Regions from separate parts of the Mus musculus genome. Here region 2 is linked to region 1. The links are chromatin loops, found by intact Hi-C in ENCODE. Cell type or tissue: left cerebral cortex. All regions are shown on one strand. Links, peaks and the distances in the headings refer to the core of each region. The heading gives the core; the rest is flanking DNA. Region 1 holds the start of Gm30806 (a long non-coding RNA gene). Region 2 has its middle 12 kb from the start of Gm52123.

The links. Peaks named below come from ENCODE experiments on the same cell type or tissue, not always from the same donor. Only the 100,000 strongest peaks of a DNase experiment are listed, where the experiment ranks them.
Region 2: a loop joins it to region 1, with 2.8 times the contacts of the local background. A loop is called at or near these places in 3 of 42 quality-filtered maps.

The regions. Positions count from the first base shown.
Region 1 is chr14:67,188,549-67,204,564 of GRCm38, forward strand. It overlaps Gm30438 (a long non-coding RNA gene), which reads left to right. Exons shown (of 8, transcript XR_874742.2): 8 at 250-664. Gm30806 (a long non-coding RNA gene) reads left to right here and starts at 12,978. Exons shown (of 4, transcript XR_001781308.1): 1 at 12,978-13,336. In left cerebral cortex, for the core only: no CTCF peak of the experiment used is centred there; a DNase peak (open chromatin) is centred at 9,378.
Region 2 is chr14:67,089,790-67,105,805 of GRCm38, forward strand. No RefSeq gene overlaps it. Among named protein-coding and RNA genes, the nearest start is that of Gm52123, 12 kb to the left of the region's middle. In left cerebral cortex, for the core only: no CTCF peak of the experiment used is centred there; DNase peaks (open chromatin) are centred at 6,949, 7,380, 7,551 and 8,386; H3K27ac peaks cover 1,879 bases.

The DNA of each region.
Region 1 (16,016 bases), core at 6,318-11,317:
TCCTGGCTGTCCGCAGGGAGGAGGAGGGGACTAGGGCAGCTCCACTGGGCGTGTTGCCTAGGGACACTTAGAAGATTGCAAGAGATTTTAATTTCTTGCTTAAGAGTCAGGGTCAGAGTCCCGTCTTATCTTAGTGGTTTCTGTCTGAACCTTCCAATGCCATCGCCCTACCTGTAATAGGTCGATAAAGTTAAATGGGAAAAAAAAAGAATTAGCTAATTATTTAATAAATGAAGCTGTTGCTTGCAGGTCACAGTCGACGATCCTGCTGTGTCATCCGTGGAGGGCTGAGTCAGCCCTGCCTCAAACCTGAACCCAGTGGACCGGGATCTGTACGAGGCTCTCTAGCTCCACCGTCTGGCAGGGGAGCGCAATGAGCTTTGCGACCGTGAAACCGAGACACTGTTAAGGATAAAAACAGGACTAAACCTCACCGAGTAGTTCATGTGTCCCTTTCCCTTTAACTCTCTATCCTCCAGCTAGATCCGTTTACCGGAGATCTGGGTTTCTGCTGATTGCTTTACAGAGCCCTCTGCCCCCGTGCTCCCCCAGGACTTCAGGCACGCCCTTGGCCAGAACCCAGGCGCCGCCTAGGCTCTCTCTTCACTTCCTGCCTCCTAACTCTCAAGAGGGGCGGAGCTGCTTTCTAGAAGGCAATTTGAACCTGGGCTTTTTTTTTTTTTTTTTTTTTTTTTTTTTTTTTGGTCATCACAATAAAGGGGAGCCTTACTGGCATTTAGTGGCGCTGACCCGCCATGCTGGACATCTAGTAGGATAGTTCATATTGTCTTAGGAGGTTTTTCAGATATCCTGCTGGACATTTGTGTAGGTGAATGCCATGCATTAACTCTCAGAGCTAGGACCAGGTCTATTCCATTTATAAACATAAAGGACTTTCTGTAAGACCCTCCTTTCTCTCTCCCACCGTCCTTTACTTCATTTCTTGCTACCATTCCCACCCCGTTCTTATTTTCTGCGACAGACTCTTGCTTTGTATAGTCCAGAGCTAGGACCAGCTCCATTTTATTTACAAACAAGTTTTTTGAAGGTCCTTCCTTCCTTCCTTCCTTCCTTCCTTCCTTCCTTCCTCCCTCCCTCCCTCCCTCCCTCCCCCTCTCTCCCTTCCTCTTTCCCTCCCTCCCTTCCTCTTTCCCTCCCTCCCTTCCTCTTTCCCTCCCTCCTTTCTTTCCTTCTTTCCTTCCTTCCCTTATTCTTTCTATGGAGCCCATGCTGACCTGAAACATGTAATCCTCCTGCCTCCGTTTCTTCCCAAGAACTGGAACTGCACTTATCACCGTAGCCAGATGAAGCTTTTATTACAACAAAATCTATACAATATTCCAGGCACCGTTTTAGCCATTTCTAAGTGAACAACATCAGTGGCTGACTTGTATTCAGAATGCTATGAAACCATCGTTTCTGTCAATCTCCAAATCTTTTCCATGACTCCAAACAGAGACAGGGTAGTCAGTAATCAGGAACTCCCATCCTGCCTCCTCTAGCCAGGGCTTCCTCTGATCTACTTTCAGTCTCCGTGAGCTTGTGGGTTCTCAGTACCTCAGGTGAGTGGATGCGGGCAGTGTTTGGCCTTTGTTTTGTTGACAGCTTAAAGGAAAGTTGCCACCACTGCAGATATAGCTCCATGCCTGCTGTTTGAATCATAGTAAAATACAAATGTATCAGTCTGCGCTTATAGCTGTCTCAAGCCACATGGCTGCTTGCATCTGAAACAGGATGTTTTATAACATAACTGTCCGAATATTCACATATCCGAATATGTATTATTTTGTATGTTCTTATTTACATTTTTATACTAAAACTTGTATGTGGGTAGCATACTGATTTAACTTTAGTAAAAGTACATTACAAAACATTTATTACAGAAAGAGACACAGGGTGTGGTGGGGCTAAAATTTCCAAACAACCAGTCCTGAGATCTGGGGTATATCTCTGGAAATGGCATGCTATTAACTTCCTACGACTACTACCTGTCTCTGGAAACCTGCATGGTTAGTCCTCATTCCTCAAGCAGTAAATCTCCAAACTATCTCTTCTGTTGACTTTTGGTCACTCTCTGCTTTCTGTGGCCTGGGAAGTACAGTCAGTCAGGGGCCTTTATTTCTGTGTTGTCAGTGTTGGGCACTGTCCTTACTACTACCATTCCTGGCTCACAATAGGCACAGGCATTATAAAGAATTGACAGGGAGACTTTATTTTTTAATATTTATTTTTCTTTTAAAAGATGTGTGTGTGTGTGTGTGTGTGTGTGTGTGTGTGTGTGTGTGTGTGTGTGAGAGAGAGAGAGAGAGAGAGAGAGAGAGAGAGAGAGAGAGAGAGAGAGAGAGAGAAAGAGAGAGTCCCTGCAACTGGAATTAAGGCAGTTGTGAGCTGTTGTGTGAATGCTGAAAACCGAACTTGGGTCCTCTGCAAGAGCAGCATGTGCTCTTAACCACTGTGCTATCTCTCCAGCCTGAGAAAAGATCCCTTCTAGGCCCACAATTAAAGCCAGCAAGTCAAATAATGTGTGTATACATGCACACCCGTACACACACACACACACACACACACACACACACACACACACACTCATGACTTGAAATAGTTTTCTGCTCTTCACCTGCTGAGCACTGTCTCCTCATGAGGACTGCAGGCTCATCCATGCAGAGCTCCAGATGAACTCAGGGCTTGGCAAACGCTTAGCATATGCTCTGTGTCGAACTGAACTCCCAGACTTTAAAGCTGGGTTTTCAGCATCCAATAAAACAACAGACCCCAGCGCAAGGCCCCTGCATTTCACACGTGGGAACCGGAACCACACTACGCTTGCTTCCCACTGAAATTTATCTGGTTGGGAACACTTGAATATTGATTTTTTTTTTCTGCACAAAAAGGCAGGAAGTGTTACATATATTGTTTCCTAGCCAGCCACCTCTTTATTATTCCTGTTTCCTTGGCCTCAGAGTCTTTCTTCAGAGTGCATGATGCCACGCCTCTTTAAATGAACTCCAATTTGCCAGGTGGTGATGACACACACCCTTAATCCCAGCACTCAGGAGGCAGAGGATGGTGAATCTCCGAGTTCAAGGCCAGCCTGGTCTACAGAGCAAGTTCCAGTAGCCAGGGCCACACAGAGAAATTCTCTCTTGAAAAGCAAACCAACGAACAAACAAAGCTCCTATCTGGTTGCTAAAGATCAAGCACTATTTCTTGACTTTACAGTGGTGCGATGAGCTTTCCATGCGACCATTTATTTATTTTTTCCTATTCCTATAGAATGTTCCATAGGTTCTGTGAAATCCTTTGTTAGATACAGGGCTTTGTGTGAAAGGGCCTGGCTTGCCTGAAGGCCAATGCAAGCTGAGAACGGATGGCAGTAGACTACATTTTGGATCTAGACTCTTTCTGAAAGATGCTGTGTTGAGGTTTGGTTCCTAACCTGTAGCATTATTGGTAGGTAGTGAACTGATTAGTAGGTAGGGCCTAATGGAAGGAGGTTAGGTCACTGAAATCATGCCCTCGACGAGTGTATTGGAACCCAAGCTCTTCCTGTGTCTTTGTTTCCTAGCTGTGATGAGATGAGCAGTTCCCTGGCATGTTCTTATCATGATGTACTGTGCTACCACAGGCCCAAAGCAAGAGAACCAAGCAGCACAGACCCAAACCTCTGAAACCATGAGTCAAAGCAAACCTCTTCTTTGTAAATGTTGGTTATCCATTTTTCCCTTCCTTCTTTCTTCCCTCCTTCCCTTACTTTCTCCCTTCTGTTAGGCAGTTGCTATGGAGTTCTTGCCGTACAGCTATTACGTTAGGCCAAGATGAGGTGTTTTGTGGTGTGGTGGTTTAAATGAAAATGCCCCACCCCCAATCCCCAGTTCATATATTTGAAGGCTCAGTCTGCAGTTGATGGGACAGTTTGAGAAGGACTAGGAGGTGTGGCCTTGTTGGAGGAAGTGTGCCATTGGGGGCAGGATTGAAGGTCATGCCATTCCCAGTTAGACCTAGCTCTCTCTCTCTCTCTCTCGTTCTCTCTCTCTCTCTCTGCCTTGTAGTTGTTGCCACAAAACCTAAGCTCTCAACTACGGCTACAACACTATGCCTGACTGTCTGAAGCTGTGCTTCATGGTCTCCACCATGATGATCACTGACTCGCTGTCTGAAGCTGTAAGCCCCTAATAAACGTCGTTCTACAAGTTTCCTTGGCCATGATGTCTCTTCACAGCAACAAATAACCAGGACAGAAAATGTGACAGACCTGGCTACACTGAGGAATGTGGAAGACTGGGACCTTGGACTTAGAAAGGGAAAGTGTCTACATGAAGTCTCCATATAGACTATGAAGGCCCATATTGAGAAGGTTCAGTTGGAGTATATTAGCAACTGGGCTAGCGACCATTCTTGTGATATTTTGGCTGCTTTCTGTTTTTGTCCTTAGAATTTGTCTGATGCCAAATTGAGAAGTAATGGACTAAGAAGAATTTTTAAAAAGATATGTTTATCTATATGAATACACTGTAACTATCTTCACATAGCACCAGAAGAGGGCATCAGATCCCATTACAGATGGTTGTGAGCCACCATGTGCTTGCTGGGAATTGAACTCAGGACCTCTGGAAGAGCAGTCAGTGCTCTTAACCTCTTAGCCATTTCTCCAGCCCCAATGGAGAAGATTTTTAAGACAGCCTAATATTGACTCTGTCACATGGTTGGTAGTCACTCTTACTCGAGCCTGCAATGAAAAAAAAAAAAAAAGCAAGTGTAACAAGAGAAGTGCAAAGTGTACAGTTGGAGGAGAAAGGGGCCTTGGGAAATGTCATGTTGGAGCCAAGGCTTGTGCTGAAAGAAATAAAAGATTAAGGAGAGCCCCGATCTGTATTAAAATAAAGGGAGAGCAGCTCCAGGACAAGACTCCACCCAGGCAATCTTCCAACCTGTAAAAGGAAAAGGCCGAGGGATTTGCTGTTTCTACCAAGACACAGAACATGACAGCTGCTACAAATGTGACTCAAGGGGTCAGGTCCACCTCCCTTTGCGACAGAACTTAACAATGTTGCCTATGTGGTCCAGGCTTTAGAGTCATGATGAACACAGAAGTAGAGGGGTCATGGAATCTTCCTTCATGGTTAAGGAAAGCATAGAAGGCAGGGACATTTCAGGGAAGTCCCTGCATGGAGGTCCTGAAAATCCACTGCACCAAGCTGTGAAAGTGAGGCCTGGATTGTGCTGGAGACCCGAAGATGTTGGAGATGCCAGAGCCGGAGGATACCTGCCAAGGGGAGCCACCCACAGGAAGTGGACCCCGCCCAAGAGAAAAATGAACTGTAGACAGATAAGCTGGAAGGGTGGAGCTGTCTAAGCCCTGTGACAGCAGCCATGGGGCTACAGGAGTTGGGCTTTGCCCTGCTGGATTTTGGTCTTGCCTTTGTCCAGCGTTTCCTCACTATGGTATGCTGGAAGTCTGCAATTCACTTTCTGATTTTTTAACAGAGAATTGCAGTTAGATATGAGATTGCCGTGAGTCTCAGAAGAGACTTTGGACTTGTAAACAGCCTGGAGACCGAAAGACTATGGAGACTTTTGAAGTGGACTGCATGCATTTTGCATTATGATATGGCCATGAGTCTATGGGGTCAGGGCATAGAATGTAGTGGCTTGAATGACAATAATTCACATGGGCTCGTAGATTTGAATACTTCGTTGGTGGAGCTGTTTGGGAAGGGTTAGGAGGCGTGTCCTTATCGAGAAGGTACATCACTGGGGGCAGGATTTGAAGTTTCAAAACTCCCACCATTCCTGGTGCACCCTCTGCATCCTGCTTTTGAGTCAGGACGTGAGCTCCCAGCTCTTCCTGCTTCCACACCTCTGCCCCACCACCATGGACTCTAATCCTCTGATACTGTAAGCCCAATTAAATGAGCTCTTTTATAAGCTGCCTTGGTCATGGCATTTTTATCACCACAATTGAAAATGACTAATACAGAGGGAAACAGGTTTGTCTGGCTGGTTTGGCATCAACTTGACACACTGGAGAGTCATTGTCTCAAGAGGAGGCCCTTCAGATGAGAAAATGCCTTGATATAGGATCTAGCTGTAGGCAAGCCTGTAGGGTGATCAATGGAGAAGAGCCCAGCTCACTGTGAGTGGGACCACCCCTTGGTGGGTGGTCCTGGGTCCTATAAGAAAGCAGGCTGAGCAAGCCACGGGGAACAATCCAGGCAGCAGCACCCTTTCGTGGCCTCTGCTTCGGTTCCTGCCTACAGGTTCCTGTCCTGACTTCTTTCAGTAATGGATTATGATGTGGAAGTGTAAGCCCTTTCCTCCTCAGCTTGCTTCCCCCCTCCCCCACCATGGTGTCTCCTCACAGCTATTGTGAGGCTCCCTTGGCAGGTATCCCACAGCAATCCTCCTCAGACGTGGCCACGGGCCACTCATATCTGAGCAACCCTTAAGCTGAGGCTCCATTCTCAGGAGACTCTAGGCCATGTCAAGTCAAGTAAAAGCTATAAAGACCAAAGAGAAGAAACTTACTTTTCCTCTTTTAGAGTCTTGTCTCTCAGCCTTCCCCACTCCCCCACCAACTTTCAGCAGCTAGTAATCAGTCTCAAAGTCATGATCTTCCTGTTACTACCTCCCGAATGCTGAGGTCCCAGGCACGCGCCTCTCTGTATGGTGTATGTGGTGCTAGTGTTTGAACCTGCCTTGGTCATGGTGCTGGCATTTGCCTGGCTTTGTGCATGGCAGGCAAGCACTCTTCTGAGCTATAGCTCCAGCCTTGGCTTTTCTGTGTATGATTTTGGTCATTTTAAGTGCTATACACTGAAAATCATATATAGAATGTACTGATTTTTATCTAGTTCTCTAATTACAGTGATCAAGCCAACGTTCTGGCTTGGGGAGCCAGGCCAGTTGTTGTAACTGCTTCTGGTTTAGCAAGAAACATGTGCCATTGGTGGGGTGGGGCTGTTTGTCACTTGCAACGACTGTGGCTGTGTTCACAGTTCATCTCACTGGCCATGCCTTGTTCCTTAGACATCCACTTAAAACCACCTAAGAGACTGAGACAGAGTTATTTTACCTTAAAAGTTTTCTGACGGTTTTAGCCTGTGTAAGAATGGAGTCTTGCCTATTCTGATGTTGGTGGGGATACAGCTGAAAGCAAGTCCTGGGAGATAGATAGAGAAAGAGCAAAGACTTCCTAACCTCTTTTTAAAAGAATATCAGTGAACGAGGCAGAAAGAGGCAGAACTTGTTTGTCACCGAGCCTATGAATGTTTGCCTAAAATGGTCAGTAGAGATAATGTTTTTGAGATGTTTTGTATAAACTCTGCCCAGGGAGTGGCACTATTAGAAAGTGTGACCTTGTTGGAGTAGGTGTGTCACTGTGGGTGTGGGCCTTAAGACCCTCAGCCTAGCTGTCTGGATTCAGTATTCTGCTAGCAGTCTTCAGAGGAAGATGTAAACTCTCAGCTGTGCCTGTACCATGCCTGTCTGGATGCTGCCATGCTCCCACCTGGATGATAATGGACTGAACCTCAGAACCTGTAAACCTGCCCCAATTAAATGTTCATATAAGAGCTGCCTTGGTCGTGGTGTCTGTTTATAGCAGTAATACCCTAAGACATTTTTGTTTAAATTAATTAGTTTTTTAATTTATTGTACGTGTATGTGTCTGTTTGTCTGTATGTGCATACAGTGTCCAGAGGCTAGACGAATCAGATCCTGGCAACCAGAGTTACAGACAGCCGTGAACTACCATCTGGGTGCTAGAAACCCAACCTGGATTCTCTACAAGGAGCAGTCAGTTCTCTTAACCACTGAGTGGTCTCTTCATCCCTAGAGTTATACTTGAAACATTCTTAAATCCTCAGATGAAACTTTCTATGGCAAACTTCTCAACCAGAAAAATAAAGGTGTTGTAGATTTCAGAAAACATAGCATTCTTTATCCTTAGATAATACATTTGTCACCTTTCCCTGGGGGCGTCTATTCCTTAGGAGTTGCCACGAAATGAACATTTTAAACATGATTAGGGTCAAACAATGCTAGAGGAAACAAATGGAACCCAAAGTCTTCTGCCTTAGGTGGACATTGTGGCTCCCAAACACAGAAGTGAGACTCCATTGGAGTGTAGGGCCTCTTCAGTTCCTTAGAGATTGTGGATCTGCTGGAGACCAGCTGCAGGTAGAGTTGATGATGTTTCTGCACTCATTGCTTTCCTCCTAGCTGTGACAATAGACCTGGCAAGAAGTAATTAAGGAAAGAAAAGCTTAATTCTGATTTACAGATCAAGAAGATACATTGTAATTATTGTAGGAGAACCTACTGTGATAGGATGGGGAGGCTGGCTGGTCCCATGGCATCCAGAGTCAGGAGCCCAGAATGAATAGGAAGTAGGGCCAGTCTAAGAAACTTTGACTCCCTTGCACAGTGACCCACTGTTACCTTTCTCAGGCTGTGACTCTTTAATACAGTTCTTCATGTTCTAGTGACCCTTGCCACCATAAAATCATTTTCATTGCTATGTCGAATAACTTTGCTACTATTATAAATCATGATCTAAATAACTGTTTTCTGGTAGTCTAGGCAAGCCCCGTGAAAGGATCATTTGACCGCCGAAGGGTTGGGAGCCGCTGCCCTACATGTTCAACAACCTTTTCAAACAAAACTAGAGCCAGATCTAGAGGGTCTGGGCATAGGTAGCACCCGTCAGTCTTTCATAAAGACCCGCCCACCATTGGCTGTATGGCTTAGACCCGCCCACCAAAGTTTTCCATATGCTAGCTGAAGGACTGGTGAGGGGTGTGTGGGTGTGTGCGTGTGCGCGCGCGCGCGCGCGCGCGCGCGTGTGTGTGTGTGTGTGTGTGTGTGTGTGTGTGTGTGTGTGAGGAATCTTGAATGCTGACTTGTCTAGAGAGCAAAGCGTCACTCAACGAAGGCAAGGCTAACGTGGAAGAAGAGTGATACACAGTTAGCTGGGAATACTCTGCTCTTCTCCCCTCTCACCTTTTCCCTGTTCCGCTCCAAGGAAAAGACGTTAGTGGTTGACAGAAAACAACAGAGAGTCCTTCACAGGCATCTCTGAGTACACCTGACCCGCTTTTCAAATCTCTACTACTCATGCGTGGCTTCCCCTGACTTCCGGAGGAGGCTGCAACTCATTCATTTCTGCTCCATGGTTGAGCTTCTGAGTGAATGAGAAAAACTCAAGACAGGGTAATTATTCCTCCCATTCTGGCCTGAAGTTCGCTTATGCTCTGTGAAACCCTCTTACTTGGCGCATGCAGATCTATTAATATGCAAGCAACATTTTGATTCGTGATGTTGCTAATTTTAATAGGCTACCATTGGAGCCAGCAAACTTTTCCTAGAAAGGAGCATAGAGTAGTATTTTAGGCTTCATGGGACACATGGTCTCTGTTACAAATACTCCATTTTGATCACGCCCTGCAGAAGAAGCCACGGATGCTATAACAGGCCTGTGCGTGGCCGTGCTCCAATACAGCTTTATTTATAGACACCACATTTGAATTTCATATAATTTGCACATGTCACAAAATTTTTCTTTCAATGCGCTCCTCTCTTAGCCATTAAAAAAAAAAAAACCGAAAACCATCTTCAACTTGCAGGATGTCCAAGAACAGTAATTGGGCTGAATTTGACCCATCTATTACAGTCTGCCATTCTCTGGACTAATACTTAATGTGAAAACCTAGTATATTTTATTATACCTCTACAGTTTTAAAAATCAAATTCAAGATAGTATTTTGAAGGGGAGGGGTATTTAAAAAGAAGTCTATTGCATCCCAGCAAGTTGTGAGTTCCTACAATCCCTTTACTTGGAAGGCAAAGGCTGCAGGGTCAGGCTTTCAAGGTCTCAGCTACACTGTGAGTTCAAAGTTGCCTGGATTATGTAAGACTCTATCAAAACAAACAGGAGCTGGAGATGTGGGTCCGTGGTTATGAGCATGGTCTGCTCTTCCAGAGAACTGGGGTGCAGACCCCAGTACCCACACAGGCTGTAACGGCAGCCCTAGGCCTCAGAAAGCACTGCATGCACGAACCCTCCCCACATAATATAAAGTTTAAAAAAAAAAAAAACAAACCTCAAAATATATTGCTAGTTTTGGTCAACCTGAATATTTGATTAAAAAACAAAACAAAAAAAAAAAAAAAAAAAAAAAAACCAAAGCAGATGGTCCTGGCTTTGGAAAATGTTCTGTCTGCCAATGGTGATGTTAGAACATTGTATCTTGATGAGGAAGGTTGAGCTCACTGTAGTCCTTGTTGACACACGAGGCCTGTGAGGCCTGTGAGAACTGCTGACCTTCCCCAGAGGCTGCCCTGGGTTGGTTTTAAATGTTATTTAACTGCTTATGCTGTTTGTTACTGATGTGAAAAGTGTGTGTGTGTGTGTGTGTGTGTGTGTGTGTGTGTGTGTGTGTGTGTGAGAGAGAGAGAGAGAGAGACACAGAGAGAGACAGAGAGAGAGACAGAGACACAGTGACAGAGAGACAGACAGAGGGAGAGACAGAGACACAGAGACACAGTGACAGAGAGACAGACAGAGACAGGGAGGCAGAGACATAGAGAAGAGAGGGTGGTGGTGGTGGTGGACGCAGGGGCAGTTTTCCCTTCCTGCATCATGAACGGCAGGGCATCTCTGCTCACCTTCAGTTTCCCCCCTACACATCCTTCAGGTCACCAGAATCTTATACTCACACTCAGCTTGTAGCCCTGCCCTCCATTAGGAAGACTGGCTGGAGGGACTGGATACTGGAGGATCAAAGCAGAGAGGATTGAGCCCCAAACTCCCAAGAAGTTACAGATGCAAATGTGCTTTTCAGGCTACAAATAGCAGCATGAGGAGTTAAATACACCCACCTCTGAAGACGCTGGGAGCAAGGAGGAAGAACAGGCCAGGAAAGGATAGAGAACACACCTGACCCAGAAGAATTCACACACTTCCCAACTTCCTACTGAAATACAGCCCTCCTTTATCAGCCAAATAGAACAGTCTCCTGAAATTCTGCAAACTACAGACTTTAGGGCATGTGAATGTGTGTGTGTGTGCGCGCGTGTGTGCATGCTCATGTGTGTTTCTCTCTGTATGTATGTATGTAGGTATGTATGTATGTATGTATATGCGTGTGTCTGTGTGTGTGTGTATGTGTGTTTTTCTGTCGCTGTCTGTCTGTTTGTCTGTCTGCCTGACTCTCTCTGCAGCCAGAAGATAATTTTTGAGTCTCTTCTCTCTTTCCACCATGTGAGTCCTGGGGACTGAAGTCAGCTTATGAGAGCCTCTACACACTGAGTCATCTCTGTGCCCCAACTTATCCTTTGAAATGAAGTGAAAAAAGTCTTCTATCTATCTATCTATCTATCTATCTATCTATCTATCTATCTACCTACCTACCTACCTATCAGCACTTTCCTAGCTACTTAAAACCTCAGCTCTGCTTATTCTGAAAACCCCAAACACACTTAAACACCTGTGTAAAAAGCTAGTAAGAATTTCTGAATGAAATAAAGCCATGTGATACTTCAACAGCACAGTACCAAGGAACTCATTAGTGGTCTCTCTGCAGGAAGCAGATTACATTACTGAGTCACATCAGCCACAAATCAGATTTGCTCTGGCCGCTGTGCAGGGAGCACATTCATCAGTGGAAGTAGGTAGTGAAATAAAATGTTGAACATATTCAGATTCTGTCTATCCTGGATCCAGAGTGTCAGTGCCCTCTGGTAACCCAGGAGATGCTCATGTGGAAACCAAGAAGGGCTCACTCAGGAGAGGATGGCAGGATGCATCCTGCAACCTGGGCTGGGGCTGCTCGGTGTGTTCATTAGCTTAGACAGCAGCCTTCAGACTGGAGGAATGAATGTGGAGGCTTCAGCTTCATCTGTCTCTCACACACATAGACATAAAAAAATAAATCTTTTTAAAACATGCAAAGCAGGGAGTGACACTATTAGAGTGTGTGGCCCTGTTGGAGTAGGTGTGTCACTGTAGGTTTGGGTTTTAAGACCCTCATCCTAGCTGCCTGAAAGTCAGTATTCTGCTAGCAAGCAGCCTTTAGATAAAGACTTAGAACTCTCAGTTCCTCCTGCACCATGCCTGCCTGGATGCTGCCATGTTCCCGCCTTGATGATAATGGACTGAACCTCTGAACCTGTAAGCCAGCCCCAATTAAATGTCATTTATAAGAGTTGCCTTGGTCATATCTCTAGCTGCTTATGTAGCAGAAGATGGCCTAGTCGGCCATCACTGGGAAGAGAGGCCCCTTGGTATTGCAAACTTTATATGCCCCAGTACAGGGGAAAGCCAGGGCCAAGAAGCGGGAGTGGGTGGGTAGGGGAGCAGGGCAGAGGGGGGTGTATAGGGAACTTTCAGGATAGCATTTGAAATGTATATAAAGAAAATATCTAAAATATCTAGAAAATATCTAAAAAAGAGTTGCCTTGGAAATGGTGTCTGTTCACAGCAGTAAAACCCTAAGACAGCAGTGTAAACTAGTATAAACCAGTTGAATGCCTGAATTTGAAGCTTGCATTTGTTTATTTATTTTAGGTTAAGACACTACATGGAAAGTGAATGAATGAAACACTCTTCACTCTTCTGTTTGGAAATGAGCACAAATGATTTTCCCCCTCCAGATCAAAACCTCAAGGCCTGACCCAACCAAAGGCAGGTGAAACGCTCAGGGCTATTCTTAGTGACAGTAACAATAAGCTCACATCCCATTTCTCAAGCCCTCAACTTGAGTATGTGTGTGTACATGTGTGCATGTATATTGATATGTGTATGTGTGTGTCAGTGTGCATGTGTATATGTTTATCTGTGTGTGTGTGTGTGTGCCCCTGTGTGCCTACACTGTTAAATGAAATCTGAAAATAGCCTTGGGATGCAATTTCTGGTGGTTTGAATGAAAATGGCCCCCATAGGCTCACAGAGAGTGGCACTATTGGGAGATATGGCCTTGTTGGAGTAGGTGTGGCCTTGTTGGAGGACATGTGTCACTTTTGTGGGTTTTGAGGTTTCAGATGCTCAAGCCAGGCCAGTGTCTCATTGTCTCTTGCTCCTGTCTGCCATCCAGTTACAGTACTCTTAGCTATCTCTCCAATACCATGTCTGCTTGCATGCTACCATGCTTCCCTCCATGACAATAATAGGCTAAACTTCCGAACTATAAGTCAGCCCCAACTGTTTTCCTTTATAGAGTCGCTGTGGTCAAGGCGTCTCTTCACAACAATAAAACATGAAGACACAATTCAGAGTACCAGACTTTCCTTAGCTGTTTGTGTTTCAACAACTCTCAAAGTGTTGGACCAGGAGCTTCAGGTGTGTCGGGTACTCTACCTACTCTGCCAGGACTCGCGCTGGAGGGGTCCACACCAAGTACCACCGAGTACCTTTATCTGGTACTTCCTATAAAGAGACACACAGGCTTAACCAGAGCTCTGGAGAGACTATTGAGGTCCCTGCTTTATGCTGCTCACAACAGCATGTGGGCCTGTTGCATTATGGGTTCTAAGAAAAGGAAACCGAGGCACGGGTTGGGGAGTGATTTGATCAGAGAGCCTAAGGCATCGGGCCAGCATTAGACTTGAGAAGCTGAGATGGAATGCCCCGCCCCCCCCCCCCCCCCAATGATCTCTAGTTTAACATGCGTGCTTCTGTGGACTCCGAGAGATGGGCATTGTTGGATGGTAAGAAGTTCAAGAAAATCAGGAACCAGGAAAAGAGGGGAAGTTGAATCACTCACCCGTTCTCAGTTCACGATCATCCTTGCCACCTGGCCCTACAAAAGCCTGTGCAGAAAGCCCCTCTGGTGGTTCGCCGAGCACAATAGCCATTCAAATTCATGCCCTTATCTCTCACTGCCACGCTGCTTACTGGAAATGGCACCAGCTCCCGGCATCAGAAGCCTGGCATACCTTCATGAGTTCTCATTACAGCATCTCGGCACCCATCCGGCCCTCCAGGAAATTGATGTTACTGGCGGCACTGCTCTGGGGGTTGCCCATTGTGTGGGGCAAGCATCCTGGTGGGAGCACCTGCTGGGAGCACCCTCTTCAAGGAAGGCAGGGCCACAGGGAGCTGAAGGTCAGGACCAAGCTGCGGGTGCTGCTTTGGGGCAGGGGTCGGAACAGTTCAGGGTTGGAGCAAAGAGGAATGTGAAGCCCTCATCTCCTGTCTGCGCCCCATTCCTAGGAGTTCATAGCGACTGTCCCCAGCTGTGCTTAATGTGTGTTCACTGGAACTAGTCAGCAGTTTATTAATTGTTCAATATGGGTGATGTTCTGGGCACCAAGCTATAGGTCAAAGACTCAGAAATGAAAGATTGTATCCACAGCTGTCAGTAGGTTGCATCATGGTCTCCTGTGACATTTGTGATTATGAGTAACTCTTGATTTCTATCTCCTGTCATCTGGTCCTGACTTGTCCTGTGCCAGGTACTCAGAGGACAATCTGTGAAAGTCAGTTCTTCTCCTTCCTATGTGGGTTCTGCTAACCACACTCAGGTTGTCAGGTTTGGTGGCCAGTGCTGCCTGAGTCATCTTGCTAGCCTTAGGTCTGTGGGTTTGGCCAGTTGAAGATACTCAGGCCGTACAAATAGGAAACAGCTACTGAAGCCCAAGTGAGACAGGCCTAAGGCAGAGCCCAGTTTGTGTTTACAGAAAGGAACCCTGTGTTCATGCTCAGATCTAGGCATTGTGAAACAGGCTGGAGAAATCCAGTCTGCTTGAGGGACAGGCATTGCAAGTGGCTGGCCTTGTATGACAAGGAATAGGAACTAGACATCATTAATCCAGATATGAGTCAGTCAATTCTGGAAACCAGTGCTACTGCAAGCAGACAAATGGCTGCAGGACTCAGGCATGAGGGACTCAGGACGCCAAGGACTGGGGCTTTCTTCTCTCACCAGCATCTGAGTTCAGAGTGTCTCAGCATTGAGAAACAGAACCTAGGCAGTAGAGGCCACGATACCACCCTCCTTGATAACTGTGATGGGGAAGAACGTGGTAGTAGAACAGAGATGTCTGCAGTGAAGATAAGAAGAGGTGAGGATTAGAACAGAGCGACAAAAAGGTGTTGGGCCCTCAACCTGTCAACCATTAAAAGCAAACTGTGTTTTCCTCTTCCTCCATCCTGTCTCTGCTTAACGGCTCTATTGTACAGCATGGGGTGAGTCCATGAGGCCAGAAGCTCAGACTGGAAACCATGTGCACACATGTACCCACACACATGCACACACGTACCCACACACATGCACACACATGCATGTGCACACATGTACCCACACACATGCACACACATGCATGTGCACACATGTACCCACACACGTGCACACACATGAATGTGCACACATGCATGTGCACACATGTACCCACACACGTGCACACACATGAATGTGCACACATGCATGTGCACACACACATGCATACTCTCTCTCTCTCAGATGGAATAAATGCATGGCACCTCTTTCTTCATATCATGCCTGTCTGTTTTGCTGCCTTAACCTTTGAGTCACACTCCACTAATCTCTGCGTGGAGACAGGTGGATCATCAGAAATGTTTTGCTCAAGACCAGGTAAACTTGACTATTGTCTACGGAAGCAGACGTGTTTCTCTAGCACACTCTATGCTTTCTCAGCAGTTTAAGCATCTATAGTCCCTGGCCTAATCCAAAGGTCCAGACTAACCCATGATATTTATAGAGCAGCCACTAGATGTTACCAGAGTCGTTGAGGTCAAATCCTGGGCCCTGCCAGTGTTAACCCGGAGATTCCAAATTTTGAGCCAAATTTGAAGCAAGCTTTAATTAAATAATGACCAGGATGGACTTTGGCCAGGACCACTCTCTAGAATTCCCAACGAATGTTGACTAGACATGTGTTCAGGGGCTTTTCATGACAAAACTATCCAGCCACTGTATTTCCTCACACAGCTTTGGTATTTTCCAAGAACTACAACTCCTACATTCCAGGAAGTTGCCTTTTATATGTGGGAGCATTTG
Region 2 (16,016 bases), core at 4,076-9,075, 100 kb before region 1:
CTCTGGCTCATCTAAGGATTCATCCCCACCTTTGTGACTGAGTCTCTCAGTAGAAGCCTGAAAGAGCTATGGGGCAGTATGTCTATCTTGCCCTCACTCGTGCATTAGAAACTCCATGTTAAGCATAAGTCTTCCTCCTTTGGTTGGTCTTTGTATTTTGGGTTTTGAAACAGGGTCTTCATATGGCCTATCACTGGCTAGGTTGGAACTCTCTATGTAGACCAGGCAGAGCCTCAAACTGGTGGTGTTCTTTCTGCTTCTGCTTTGCGAGTGTTGGGAGTGTGAGTTTGGGCTATCATTCCCAGCTGTTGCAAAGTTCTGGTCCCAAGAACTTTGCCTTTTCTGGTAACTATCTCGCCCTTTCAGAGAAATGGATTCTCTATTATTCACAATAACTGATACTGCCATCATGTTACTCAAGTTTCTAAAATCAAAAGAGAGAGGAGTCAGAGGTGGCTTTGTGTTTCAGCACTTGGTGATTAAATCCAGAACCTTCTCTGGCTGAAGGGCACTATTCACTTTGACAGTGACTCCCTGGAGTGTTCTCTAGGACCCCGTGGGAGCAGGGTGGAAGGATGCACCCTTCACATTTTGTCTGGCTGAATTAGCACCAGAAGTCACATGGTAACCTGAACAGGGGATGGAAAGATAGCCATGCAGCACCCCACTGACTCATTCGGCTTAGACACTTTCTGACCACGTCAGACACATTCCGAAGCTGTCAGTTTATTTAAATCGCCGTTCTGTGAAACATCACGGTCTTTCTTGTTAGTGTTCAATGACAATATTAAAACTACAATATTTTTCATCAAAAATTGAGATTGTGGGGAGGCAATCAAAGAGTCTGAAGGTAAAGTGCAGCCGGGAGAGGGTTTGCTTAGCATAGCATACTTGAGGCTTTGATCCCTAGAACAGCCTAAACTGTGGTGGCTTCTTATGTCTGTAATCCCAGTACCAGAAGGTGAAGGCAGAAGACTCAGAAGTTCAAAGGCATCAAGTTCAAGGCCAGACTAGGCTACATGAGAGAGAGAGAGAGAAATAGAGACAGAGACAGAGACAGAGACAGAGACAGAGACAGAGAAAGACAGACAGAGAGAACAAATGATAGCTGCACACACTGGTATAGAGCCCCAATGATCACACCATCTTTGGCCAATCTCTACATGGATAGTATAGGGCGTGGCTGACAACCATGTGCTTGGTGACATATATGCTTACAGGCTTCACACTTGGGTATTCATTTTTGAGTCCTTCTTGGCTCTCTTGCTAAAAAAAATGCTAGAACGCCTACAAGTTCTCCATTCAGCACTTCCCAGCTTTTTTTTTTTTTTTTTTTTTTTGGGCCTCTTAGCAAAGGGAGGGAGGCTCTGATCATTGATTAAGTGGGGGAGAGGGCCAGATTGATCCCGTTCAGAATAGAGCTGCTTCTCTCTTCCACGCTGAACTTCTGGGTTATATAATAGGTGAAGTCCAAAACAGTGACCTAGAAGAGATAGAATAAGTATTTATGGAGAAGTGACCACTTGCCATCTAATAAGCCTGTTTCAAGATCAAAGAGAACTGATGGGCTGGCCCCAGGGCCTAACAGAGACCTTACTCTAAGAGGTGAGTTAAGCCAGGTGCCAGGGCGTCAGATACAGGGGCACATGCCTGCAATCCCAGCCCTTGGGAAGCAGAAAGATTGTTAGTTAAAGGCCAGCCTTAGTTACATAACAAGTTTGAGGTCAGCCTGGGCTATATGAGACCATTACAGTCTCACTGTAGTAATGTTGAAGAATCCCAACCAGTTAACACATTTAAAAAAAAAAATGTAACTGGTGAACATCGACAGGAGCTAACTCTCATCATGAAAGTAGAGAGCATCCCTGAATAAAAATAACTTCCATCCCCTCGCTTGGTTCTTCATTTCATGGCATATGCACTGCTGTCCAGGTGCAGTGCCACTCAGGTCCCCTGTTACGAATAGCCAGCGGAAGGTGCCTGAGTAACAGATGACAGGGTGTTACCTGGAACAACTTATTTTTGTTTGTGGTATCTGCCTCCTAAGAAGTTGCTTGGCTCACAAAGTTAGAGGAGGGGAGGGGAAGAAAGGCCCAATAATGAGGCTCTTATTTTGATCCTAAAGTGAAGAGGGAGAAGAGGGTGTAAGAAGTAAGCCTTGAGAAAAGCCTAAGTGTGTGGGGACTGGGGAGACGGCTCAGCAAGGCAGCTGCTAACAGTGCCAGTGTCAGGACCAGAGTTCAGATCTCCCGAGCAAGGTAAAAGCCAATGTGTGTGTGTGTGTGTGTGTGTGTGTGTGTGTGTGTGTGTGTGTGTTGGGCCTTCTGTAATCCCAGCTACAGGAGGGGGAGGAGACAGAGTCCCCAGAGTAAGCAGGCTAGCCAGACTAGCCAAATAATTGAGCTATCTTGAGCTAGAGAGCCTATCTTTAAAAAAAAAAAAAAAAAACAAAAAACAGAAAAACAAAACAACGGCAGAGAGAGCAATTGAGGACGATTTTCCACATCACCCTTTAGCACTCAGATGTGTACCTGTATTCACACGTGAGAGCATAAAGACACACATGTGCATACATACGTAATACAGGCACATGTGCATACATGCATGCATGCATACATACATATGCAGGAAATTAAAATGAAAATTTGGAGGTGAGAGAGACAACTTTGGAGTCAAGAGTATTTGTTGTTGCCAGTGGTAGTGCAAGCCTTTGATCGTAGCAGAGGCAGGCAGATCTCTGAGTTTGTGGCCAGCCTGGTCTACAGAGTGAGTTCCAGGACAGCCAGGATTTCAAAGAGAAACCCTGTTTTGAACCAACCACCCTCCCCCTACACACACACACACACACACACACACACACACACACAGAGAGAGAGAGAGAGAGAGAGAGAGAGAGAGAGATCTTGCAGAGGACTTGCATTCAATCTTCAGTGTGCAACCATGGGTAGCTCAATTCCACAAGATCTGACATTTGTGCCTCTATGATCACAAGGTATGCATGTGCTTCAATCCACACATGTAAGCAAAATGTCACACACACACACACACACACACACACACACACACATATCTAAGTAAAAGTAAAGAAATCTTCCATAAAATAAGAAATCTTCCATAAAATTAAAAGCCAGTGTATGAATAAAACAGGTGGCAAAGAGGAAGATCAAAAAGCCCAGCCCTGCCTGAGTCTGACTAAATCTGGCCCTAGACACAGACACAGAGGCACCCCAGTGTCTGGAGGTGACCTATGGCTTATTGTGTTTCTAAAAGGATCCTCCCCTGGGTGGAGATTTAAGATGCCAATGAGGCATTATGTATATATATGAAATTGTATGAGAACTAAATGTAATAAAGCATGCCTAGAAAAGCCAGCACTGTGCACATAAGCCAGAGGGTCTGCACTATACAAATGACCCCCAGAGATCCAGGCACAGGATGTAAAGACCCCATCTGTATACAGCAAGACTGTTGGTGAGGCTTAACTTTCTCTCTGTTCTGGCCTCCTTCCTCCCTTGGAAATGTGTCTTTACTAATATATATATATATATAATATACATACACATTCACTGTTGTAAAAAAACAGCTTTATCAATAATAATAAAATATTGAATATTTAAAACAGCTAAAAATACTTGCTTTGTTCTCATTGTGAAGAACTACTAAACGGTAAACCTGACTGATATGCCAGGCATTCTGATTCGATCATCATGCAAGGTGTGGATGTTTCAAATTTCACCTCATTGTCTCATCAGTATGTTTGATTAATAGGTGTGAGTCAAAATTTAAAGAAGGGCTCAGTGAGCTGGGTCAGCCAGAAAAGACACCTGCTATCAAGCCCGAAAACCTGACTTGGTTCCTGGAACCTACATGGTGGAAAGAGACAACTGCTTCCTGAAGCTGGTCCTCTAGCCTCCCCAGGATGCCAGGAAAGCCCTCCATCCATCTTCATGTGCTAAATAAATAAGAAGAGGTGACTGAAAACAAGGTGTCCTAGCCATGCCGTTAATCCCAGCACCTGAGATCTCTGAGTTCAAGGCCAACCTGGTGTACAGAGCGAGTACTCAGGCTGCACAGAGAAATCCTGTCTCAAAGAGGAGGAGGAGAAGAAAAAGAAGGAAGTGGGGCGGGGGAGACTGAGGCAGGAGAATTGCAGGCTTAAGGCAAGTCTGGGCTGTAAATAGTAAGATTTTATATTAAAAAAATAAACAACACCCAATTGGTGTAGTGTACTGCCTGCTTTTATGTGTCAACTTGACGCAAACTGGAGTTATCACAGAGAAAGGAGCCTCCCTTGAGAAAATGCTTCCATGAGATCCAGCTGTAAGACATATTCTCAATTAGTGATCAAGGGGTGGGGGGCACAGCCCATTGTGGGTGGTGCCATCCCTGGGCTGTTAGTCCTGGGTTCTACAAGAAAGCAAGTTAGCCGGGCAGTGATGGGGCACGCCTTTAATCCCAGTACTTGGGAGGCAGAGGCAGGTGGATTTTGGCCTGAGTTCGAGGCCAGCCTGGTTTACAGAGTGAGTTCCAGGACAGCCAGGGCTACACAGAGAAACCCTGTCTCAAAAAGAAGAAGAAGAAGAAGAAGAAAGAAGAAGAAGAAGAAGAAGAAGAAGAGGAAGAGGAAGAGGAAGAGGAAGAGGAAGAGGAAGAGGAAGAAGAAGAAGAAGAAGAAGAAGAAGAAGAAGAAGAAGAAGAAGAAGAAGAAGAAGAGGAAGAAAGAAAAGAAAGCAAGCTGATCAATCCAGGGGAAGCAAGCCAGTAAAGAACATCCCCCCATGGCCTCTGCATCAGCTCCTGCTTCCTGACCTGCTTGAGTTCCAGTCCTGACTTCCTTTGGTGATGAACAGCAATGTGGAAATGTAAGCTGAGTAAATCCTTTCCTCCCCAACTTGCTTCTTGGCCATGAAGTGCAGGAATAGAAACCCTGACTAAGACATGTAGTGACTTAACACCCATGATCTTTGCACCTGAGAGGTGGAGACAGGAGGATCAAGGATTCAAGGCTAGCCTAGGCCATAGGACATTAATCAAAAGAAGAAAGGAAGGAAGGAAAGAAGGAAGAAAAGAAGGGAGGGAGGGAGGGAGGGAGGGAGGGAGGGAGGGAGGGAGGAAGGAAGGAAGGAAGGAAGGAAGGAAGGAAGGAAGACGAAACTAATATAAACCACGAGTTTACCACTAATTCTAATAAGTATACAGTTGGGCTTGTTCCTAATGTTCTAATTTTTTAAACGCACACACATACACATGCATGCACACAAGCCTGTGCGCGCGTGTGTGTCACACATGTGGACGTTAAAGGATATCTTGTAGGAATTGGCTCTCTCCTTCCACCACGTGGGGTCTAGGATGGAACACTGGTTGTCAGGCTTAGCGTCCAGCCCCCTTACAGGCTGAACCATGTCCTTGTCCTATTGTTTCTTATTTTGTTTTGTTTCCATTTTTTTTAGTGCTTTCCAAATAGGATATGCAGCTATGTCTAGAGACTGATGGATTCAGTGACCTTTCTGCATCACTGAACATGGAGCTCACCGATTGTTTAGATCAGTTAGTTGGTCGATGAGCCCTAGGCAGCCTTGTGTCTCAGCTGCCCAGTAATGGCCTGGAACTCACAAAAACATGCTTACTTTTGTCTCCTGAGTGCTAAGATTAAAGGAGCATGCTGCTCTACTTGGATCATACCCAGGTTTCACATGGGCGCTGGGATACAAACTTGGCTGCTCACGTTTGCACAGTAAGGACTTTATCCACGGAACTGTCTCCCTAGACCCCACTATTTTGCTTGTAGGGTCTAAGTACATCATTGGCCAAAAGAGATCAACGTTCGCTAGTTCAGTGACTGGTTCAAATAATTTAATAGACACCACTAAGCTACGTTCTGGAGATAGAAGCATGAAGGAGGCATTGGCTCTACCTTCAAGAAACTTCTAGTTCTTGGTGTGATGGTGCACTCCTTTAATCTCAGCACTTGGAGCCTGAGGCATGAGGATCTCTGTGAGTTTGAAGTCAGCCTGATTTACATTATGAGTTCCAGGACAGCCAGAGCTACATAGTGAGACTCTTGTCTTAAAGGAAGAAGAGGAGGAAGATGCAGCAGCAGCAGCAGCAGCAGCAGCAGCAGCTTTTGGGAAATATATGATGGCTCACATATAATCCCAGCATTCTCGAGGCTAAGGCAGAAGAGGGGTGTCATAAACTTTAGGCCAGCCTGGGCTACACAGTGAATTCTAGGCACATTGGGTTACAGAGTGAAACATTGCTTCAAAAATACCAAAATAAAACAATCACAACAAATATAAACAAACAAACAACACCATGCTTCTAGTCCAATGGGAGACCACATAGAAACATAGTTACAGTCCAAACCTCAAACTTAACAGTGCAGCTACCTGCCATAGACAGGCTTGAGGGAGCGCAGGGCAGAGGAAGTCTGGAGGGCTGTTCTGGGCTGAGCATGGTGCTTTGAACCTTACTGGTTAATTTACTAAGTTTCAATTACCTTGTTAGTATCTCACCTAGTGATTCTGAGAGCTACCAATGAAGAGCCAGTCTGGAACCATTTCAGCATTTGGTGTCATGGAAGGACACATAACATACAGCATTAAAATTAATTAAGGGGGGGGCGGGGAGAGAGAGCAGTTAAGAGCACTTGTGGTTTTTACACAGGACCCAGGTGGCAGCCAAAAACCACCCGTGACTCCAGTTCCAAAGGTTCCAATGTCCTCTTCCACCCTCTGCAGGTACCAGATGTACATGTGGAACACAAACACACACGCAGGCAAAAACATCCATACAGGTAAAATAAAAACAGTAAATCTTAAAAGGTAAATAAAAAAAACTTAGTAAGGTGTCTCCTCCTTCTCTAGCTGGCCCTGGCATTTGCATATCTTTATGTCTTATGCAAATTTGTTGAAGTGGTCTGGATGGTGGCCCAACAGCTAAGACTGTGTGCTGCTTCTCAGAATCCATGTCAGGCAGCCCACAGCTGCCTGTAACTCCAGCTCCAGGAGATCTGACACCCTCTTTTGGCCTCTCAGACCCTGCCCCCACCCCCAAATACACTTACTATATATATATGGAGGAAATGAATACACATTTGGAAGAAGCCAGACTAACTCAAGAGTTCTGTGCTATACATTCTGAATTTGATGGTCTACTGAATGGTGCTCTTGAACGGAACTTGAACCATGCAGCATGCCCTAAGCCATGGAGCTTGCCAAGGCTGGACCTCAGAGCTCAGCCAGAGGAGAGTCTCTTAGGAGGATCCTAGCTCGAGCAGCAGTGTTGCCGAGGAAGCAAGCACGAGTGGCTGCTGCAGAGGCCTGTTCCATTCAAGCAGGAACATGTGTCACTTCCTCCCTGGCTCCTATATAATTTCTCTGCCGAGGAAGAGGGGGTGGAAGGGATGGGAGCCTCGAAAGAATTCAGAATGGGTCTGGGTGGGGAGGGGGAGGGGAAGGGGAAGGGCAGGCCAAAGTGAAAAAGCCAGTCTGAGTGGAAGAGTAGGCTTTACCCAGCTGTGGCTACACCCAGTTTAAAATCCCCAGCATATTTTTATTTCTTGGCTCCCTTTCAGCCTCCCTCTTAACTGCGCCCTCATCCCTTTTTAAATTCAGTGCTGAGAGCTCGGCTCCCTCCCTCCCTCGTCCCCCACTGCCTTCCCATCCTCTGTCTTGCTCTTCTTTTTGGTTGCACGGATTTTTTTTTTTCTACAAAGCTGGGAAACATGAAGAGCAGACTGCTTTCCTCTCTCTACCCACCAAAGACAGAGTCTTTGCTTCACCTAATAGCAATATAACTGGTATATGTGCCCGTGTACTTGGTCACGCACGCGCGCGCACACACACACACACACACACACACACACACACACACACACACACACCCTACAGGATTCCCACGGGCTGGCTATTTTAGAGAGCTGACTTATCCATCAGCTTTCTTCCTCTTATCTTCGGGAAAGCTGATGGAAGGAAAGGGAAAAGTGGCTCAACGGCTGGGCTTAGAAGGGGAAGAGCCCAATGTGTTCTGTGCTTCTTTTTGCCCGTGAGAAGACAGAGGGTCTGCAGAGATTACTTAAGGGCAGCACCTCGGCTAGAGCTGAGACAACTTCAGTGGGCTCAGCCGGATCGTTAGGGTCCAGCCACGGATGACTCTTTGTACATCCTGGTACTGGGACTTCTTGTGGCCTTCAAAGCTCTTCCCTGAAAGCCACTTCAGTTGAGATGAGTGTTCCAGCTTTTCCGGGAGCTGGTGTGTCACTCAAGTGCACGCTGCGTGTCACAGTTAAACAATCCTCTGACCTTGTGTATTTGAAGCCACCTAGGCATGGGCAGTTTCCCTACTTGCCCTGTTGATTATCTGGAAGTAGCTGAGCTTTCCCTACAGGTTGGGACAATTCTAATTGGCAAGGTGTGTGTCAACAGTTCTAACCTCACAGGCCAGTCAGCATGCATGGCATTGTTCACCTCTCAGAGTGGTTCCCGAGAAGATACCAACTCCCTCCCCATCGCTCACTCGATACCACACACACCCAGCCCAGGGGATCAGATGAGCTTGGGCAAGGACAATTTCCTTTTGTGCTGATTCATCTCCTGCCAATGGGAGGAAGCAAGCTTACTTTTTTTTTTCTCCCCCAGCTTAGGGAAGTGAGAGCCTTTTAAGGATAGATCTCTCGGGGGGGGGGGGGGGGGGAGAGTGACTCAGACAAGGGAGGTAGGAACTCATCACTCAGTGGCCTTTCCATTCAGAAGGCCATGGAGCCAGACTTCTGCTACAAAGATGGAAAGCTATAAATTTAAAAAGATTAAAAAGATTTAAAAAAACAAAACAAAACAAAAAAAGGTCAGTTGGGATGCAGCTCAGTTGTAGAGAGCCTCTCGCTTCGCCTAGCTTGATTCAGGCCCAGGGTTCAGTCTCTAATACTGAAAGAAACAGCAATGAACAGAGAGAGAAAGGGAAAAGAAAAATAAAATCTGTGTTTTTCCATGTATGCCAAGTTACCTTAAACTAGTTAAAATAATATGAGTAGGAAAATGAGGGCCCATTATAATATTTTGCTAATGCCTGAAAATTTTCACAATATTTTAAAAACCTGGATTTTATTTATTTATTTATTTATTTTTAAACCAATGCCCTATTGGTACCTTAATTATAAAAATCTCATGAGTACTTTGTTATGCTAAAGATTAATAGTATGTGCCTAAAATTATTTTGAAAATCAAACTGTACATTAAACAAGATTTTCAATGAATTTAGTTTGAGGCTTTTACATTTTATTTTTTCATGCTAGGGACTGAACTCAGGGTCTCATACACAATAGACAAGGTTTTACTACTGGGAGACACCACCATTGTTCTTATTTTAATCTTTTTGTCACATTAATATTTAGTTATTCAGTATATATATACTTTATATATATTTATAATATATATTTTGACATAAATATATATTTATAATTTAAATTGTGTGTATATCTGCCGGTATATGTGCACATGCGTGTACGTGTGCGTGTGCGTGTGCGTGTGTGTGTGTGTGTGTGTGTGTGTGTGTGTGTGTGTGTGTATGCATACACATATATGCATGCACCCACTGTGGAGGTCAGAGGATGACTTACAGAAGTCAGTCCTCTCCTTCTGCCAGGTGGGTCCCAGGCTCTAGTCAGCTTGTCAGGTTTGGCATTGGTGTCCTGACTCCCTGGGTCACCCTTGTGGACTTCTTGTTTTATCTTATCTTTCATTTCTTAGATGTTGCCGCGTAACTCGGGCTGCCTTTGAACTTGCTGACACTATGTAGCCCAGGCTGCTCTCACACCCTCTATCCTTCTGCCACCTCACCTCCTAGGTGCTGAGAGTGCCAGTGTGTATAACCACAGGCTTCTGTCTTGCCACCGCAAGGCTGGAATGGAGGAGGGCTTTCAAAAGGTAAATGAAGCAGAAGGAGTTAATTTACATGGGAGGAAAGGTTTGAATAGCAAAGCAGAAGCTCTGAAATGCTCAGTTACGGTGACAAACAAGTTACGGTTGACAAACAAAGGGCCCGGTGAGATAGCTCAGTAGGTAAAGGTGCTTTGCTGCTGTGCCTCATGACTTGAGGTCAATCCCGGGTAATCACATAGTGGATGGAAAGAATGGGTCCTCTTCAAGATCTTTGGAAATGTTCATTTCAGCCTTTGTAGGCAAAGTTTTATATTCTACACACAATTCAAGGTTCCTTTCTGGGAATTATAGAGGCTCGTTTCACATACATACTAACAGAAATTTGGGGGAAAATATTGCCTAAAAGCCTCACCTCCTTTAATATTTGTTTTCTCCCCACCCCCACCCCCACTTTAAGATGGGGGCTTTATGTAGCACAGGCTGGCCTCAGGATCACTATTTAGTTGAAGCTGGACATGAACTTCTGATCTTCCTGCTTCAACATCCTGTGTGCTGGGGGTTACAGGCATGTGTAGTCGCTCCCAGCTGGCATAGTTACATGTTTTTGAGGGTTTTTTTTTTGCTTCCCCTGTCATTGCTGGTATTCTGGGATTTCTCCTCCAGAAAGGCTTTTGTGACTCATGTCATTTTACTTCACACTGTTCCTGTGAAATCATGCAGCTAAAATAAATACCGAAGCTGGGAATGGTGGTGCATGCTGACAGTCGCAGCAGTCCGGAGGGAGAAGGAGCAGATCAGAAGTTCAAGGTCATTTTTAGCTCCATTGTAAGTTTGAGACCAGCCTGGGATACATGAGACCCTATTGACAAAACCCAAAAATAGAGGCTGGAGAGGTTGCTGGAGAGGTAAAGACACTGGGCACTGGGCCTGACTACCTGGAGTCAGTGTTGGTTTGATGCTTCAATCCTTGAGTTCACTCCTGCAGCAACAAAAATCTCAGTGGGACCCTCCAGTAGGCTGGCCAAGTCTGTCTGGGCTCTCATGGCATTATATTCCATGGCCACAGTGTTCAGGCCCTGGGCTTCCTCTTGATTCTCGGGTTGGTACAAGATCATAGGAGGACTGTCTGTGTAGTTAATGGACCCAGGGCCCTTAGGCTCAGGGCAGTGGCATCATCTCTGTGAGTAAAGACACAGTCATGTCCTTGGCTCTTCCCCAAATGTCCTTCTATTCACTCCCTCCAGAAGGAACCAAGGATAAACGATGCTCTTTCCAGAGAATTCTCTAATTTTTCTCAGTCTGAATGGTAATTCTCTGAGGAGATTAGGCCAGAGGTCTTGGAGAGAGAGAGAGAGAGAGAGAGAGAGAGAGAGAGAGAGAGAGAGCATGAGAGCCTTTACACCCTTGCATGGAGGGGGAGGGGCAGCCCAGAGCTTGAATTCTAGCCTGGCTCACATTCTGGCCTGAACCCTTTCTCGCTGACACCCTGGTGCAGGACGTGCTGGACACACCGTAGACATTTACTGGCCAGTTGTGAAGAAAGCAGCATGTTTTCCCATGTGGCCTTGGACAGCCCAGCTGACCTTGCCAGGCTTCTATTTCCTTTGCTGTGGAAAGAAGGAACGAAAGACCGGGCCTGCGCAGGCTCTATTTTTCCTCTCAGCTTGAGCATTCTTTGGTTTGAGAAGGAACTTTCTAAATTTAACTGTTATCACTTCTATGTCAGCGTGTTCTGGATAGGGATAAATTCCAAGAGAACAGCCTTATAAATTTGTCTTTCCCAGAGAAATAAGACTTTTGTTTTCTCAGGGTAGCATTTAAGAGGCCAGAGCTGGGGAGGGAAGTCACCGAGTCATAGAGATTGCTCATTGCCTAGAATTAGTCTACACTTGATTGCCTGTCACAGCCTCAGGTACCTGTGACATTAGGAATATCTTGGTGAGGAGGACAGAAAAAAAAAAAAAAAAAAAAAAAAGCACTGGAAAAAAACCAACCCAAAATAAAACCTGGGGCTGCTGACGTGGTTGAGCAGGTAAAGGCACACGCTGCCAAGTCTGATGACCAGAGGTCAAAACCTAAGAGGACCTACATGGTAAAAGGAGTGACCTGACTCTTGCAAGCTGTCTTCTGGCCTCTACGCACATGCTGGGACATTCAAGTCCATACAGAATTTTGATCACTTGGGGGCATAAAAGGCAAAACTTCAACCCCAAAGGAAATCTGTGGTGATAGGCACTTTTCCGTCTCTGATACGTCTGATTGTTCTTTGCAGTGCCAGGGTTCCTGGTAACTGCTTGTTTACCTCTGCCTTCCAGGAGAATACCATGATCACGTTTTTACAGGAGGAGGGTGTTCTCAGTAGGGGTGGGGCTGGGGCAAAATTAAAATATCAAAGTAGTAAGATTGTTCTCATGCCCAGAAAGTGTATGCTGCTCATGACCGCTAAGAAAGGTCTAGGCATCCCGGTGGTGGTGGCGCACGCCTTTAATCCCAGCACTTGGGAGGCAGAGGCAGGCGGATTTCTGAGTTTGAGGCCAGCCTGGTCTACAGAGTGAGTTCCAGGACAGCCAGGGCTATACAGAGAAACCCAGTCTTGGGGGGGGGGGGGGGGGAAGAAAGGTCCAGGCAGCCAGGAGTGAACTTTAGGCACCTGGGAGTCCTGGTTTAAGCAGATTCTCTTTCCTGCTGACACACAAGTAGAACCAATTTTAAGATACTCGGTACTTACAAATACATAGATATTGCACCGGGAACAAGGACAGATGATAAGGAGATAATTATATATTTATTATATCTTTTTAATCTGCCTTTTCTTTTCTGAGATAGAGACGGATGCAGTATGGTGGTGTATGATTTTAATTAATCCCAGTGTTTGGGAGGCAAAAGCAGGTAGATCTCTATGAACTGGACAGGTTGGTCTGCATAGGGAGTTCCAGGCCAACCAGATCTGTATAGGGAGACTTTGTCTCAAAAAATAAATTAAAAAAATAAAACTTTTGAAAATACTATTGTGGTGTGCTTGCAAGATGGCTCAGTGGGTAGAGGTGTGTGCTGCCAGGCCCGAACATCTGAGTTCTGTGTGGGAAGACCCACAAGGTGCCAGAAGTGAACAGACCCTTGCAAGTTGTCCTCTGGTCCCCCTACACGGCCACACACACACACACACACACACACCAAGCCAATGCAAAAGTAAAAGTTACCAAAAGAAGAAAGTGTGTTATAGCTTAGGCAGCACAGTAGCAGTTGGTCTGTTTTGATATGGACAAGCTTGTTTGCATATTTGACTTCTAATCTTACTTTAGGAGGTCTGAAAATGGCTATTTCTAAAAGTTTGTGTGTTCTTTTTAGATTTTTAGTAGCTGTAGTAGTTTGACCAGTAGTGTTAGTTGAACATGACGTGGAACACCTGTGATTCCCAGCGCTTTCCAGACAGAGGCAGGAAGATTGCCCATGAGCCAAGGACAGTCGGCTTTACTTGGTGAGTTCCTGGCCAGCCAGGCCTACATAGTGGGACCTTGTCCCCCTGTCCCTCAAGGGACACAGTGAGAGGTGAATAGAAAAATCTCAGGATTCAAAAGATAAAAATCAGGGTTGGAGGTGTAGCTCAGTGGGTGGCATGCTTCCCTAGGGTGCTGGAAGCCCTGGGTTCCTTCCCCAGCACAGCATAAACTGGGTATGGTAGCATACAAAGGCTCAAGATGAGGGCCGGGTGGTGGTGGCGCATGCCTTTAATCCCAGCACTTGGGAGGCAGAGGCAGGCGGATTTCTGAGTTCGAGGCTAGCCTGGTCTACAAAGTGAGTTCCAGGACAGCCAGGGCTATACAGAGAAACCCTGTCTTGAAAAACCAAACCAAACCAAAAAAAAAAAAAAAAAAAAGGCTCATTGACTCGATAGCTACCCTAGGATACAGGAGACCCAGCTCAAACCAAAAAACAAACAAACAAAAATGGCTAGTGAGATATTGCAGTGGGTAAAGATGCTGGCTGCCAAGCCTGAAAATCCAAGTTTTATCTCCAGAACCTACTTGGCTGAAAAAATAAAATTGATTCCCACAAGTCGTCCTCTGACCTCCACACTTGTGCTGTGGCAGCACACACACATACACACACACACACACACACACACACACACACACACACACACACACACACAATACCTCATGTTAAAAATTAAGTAAAGCTAAGGGTAGCTTTTCAAACATAGGCCCTTATGTTTGAATACTTGGTGCCATGTTGGTGGATCCCTTTGGGAAGCACTAGTCCTTCTTGAAAGATTTTGTCACTAGGGTGGGCTGTGAGATTTTAAAAGCCCATGCTTATTGCAGTTAGTTCTTTTTATGTCTCTGCCTTGTGGTTGTATCTCAGATACTGCTCCAGCCCCATGCCTGCCTTCTGCCATGATCCACACACACTCCCATCACCATGATGGGCATGGACTTACCCTCTGAGACTGCTAAGCCTCCAACAAACTCTTTTATGAGTTGCCTTGACATGGTGTCTTATCATGGCAACTAAAAGTAGCTAAGACAGGGAGAGACCCATTTCTGTAATTCTAACACTTGGGAGACAAAGATATGTTGAGACCAGCCTGGGCTACATGGTGAGACTTCATCCACCTGTCCCTGCAAATATATATATATTTGCTTTGTATGTATGTATAATATATATATGTATGTATGTAAAGTAAAAAAAGGAAAAAACAATAACAACAAGAAACTAGAACACTTAGGTTGGGGGGGGGGCAAAGATCTTACAAGACAGCAAACCAATCAGATCAATTTTGTGAGCACTTAATAACAAGAGATCAAGCCAGTCGTGGTGGCACACACCTTTAATCCCAGCACTTGGGAAGCAAAGGCAGAAAGATTTCCGTGAGTTTGAGGCCAACCTAGTCTACAGAATGAGTTCTAGGGCAGTCTGGACTACACAGAGAAACTCTGGAGAAGGAGAGAGAGAGAGAGAGAGAGAGAGAGAGAGAGAGAGGGAGGGAGGGAGAGAGAGAGAGAGAGAGAGAGAGAGAGAGAGAGAGAGAGAGAGAGAGAGAGAGAGAGAAAGATCAGGAACTTATCAGGAGGTAGAGGCAAGAGAGAGTGTGGAGGTGGGAGGCTCCCTATAATTTTCTGTCAGAACATTAAGAAAGTGTGGAAAGAGAGCTGTGGGTGGAAATACCTGCATAAAATAAAAGCCAGCCAGATCCTGCAAGGGAGCAGAGGTAACTGCCTAGCTACAAGAGATGTTTGGGGTGAAGTTTCCTCTATTGATTTAGGTCCTTCAAGACAAACATTTCCCTGGAGCTGGTTCTGACCCACAGCATAGTCCAAAAGAGTGTGAAGGTACTGCGTCCTACTCTGGTGCATTGGGGGGGGGGGGGCTCCAAACAGAAAGGATTACTGTGTTGCAAGGGAGAGGCCATTGAGACTTCATGACAGGTGCATCCAGGAAAAGCAGCGACTCTAGGGGCTAAGCACGACCTAGCCATTAGAGATATCTACTGGCAACGATGTCAGCACCTTCCTAGGGGTAGTGGCACATGCTTGTAGTCCCACCACTTGGGAGGTGGAGGCAGGATTCTGGGCATTAAAGGTCATCCTTGGCTACCCAGGGAAGCCAAGGTCAGCCCCCACGGTACAGGAGAGCTTGACTTTAAAAAGAAGTACTCTCCTTGAGATGAGATGGAATGCCAGGTGTTCCCTCCGACATGGTTAGAGTGGGTACAAAGGCCTTTCTTTCTTCTTTCTTCTTCTTCTTCTTTTTTTTTTTTGTTTTTTGTTTTTTCGAGACAGGGTTTCTTTGTATAGCCCTGGCTGTCCTGGAACTCACTTTGCAAACCAGGCTGGCCTCGAACTCAGAAATCTGCCTGCCTCTGCCTCCCGAGTGCTGGGATCAAAGGTGTGCGCCACCACGCCTGGCAAAGGCCTTTCTAGACAGGCCAACCCAGGCAAGAGGAATCACATTATGCTATATATTTTTAAAAAATATTTATTTATCTATTTATTTAATGTAAGTTCACTGTAGCTGTCTTCAGACACTCCAGAAGAGAGCATCAGATTTCATTACAGGTGGTTGTGAACCACCATGTGGTTTCTGGGATTTGAACTCAGGACCTTTGGAAGAGCAGTTGGCGCTCTTTAACTGCTG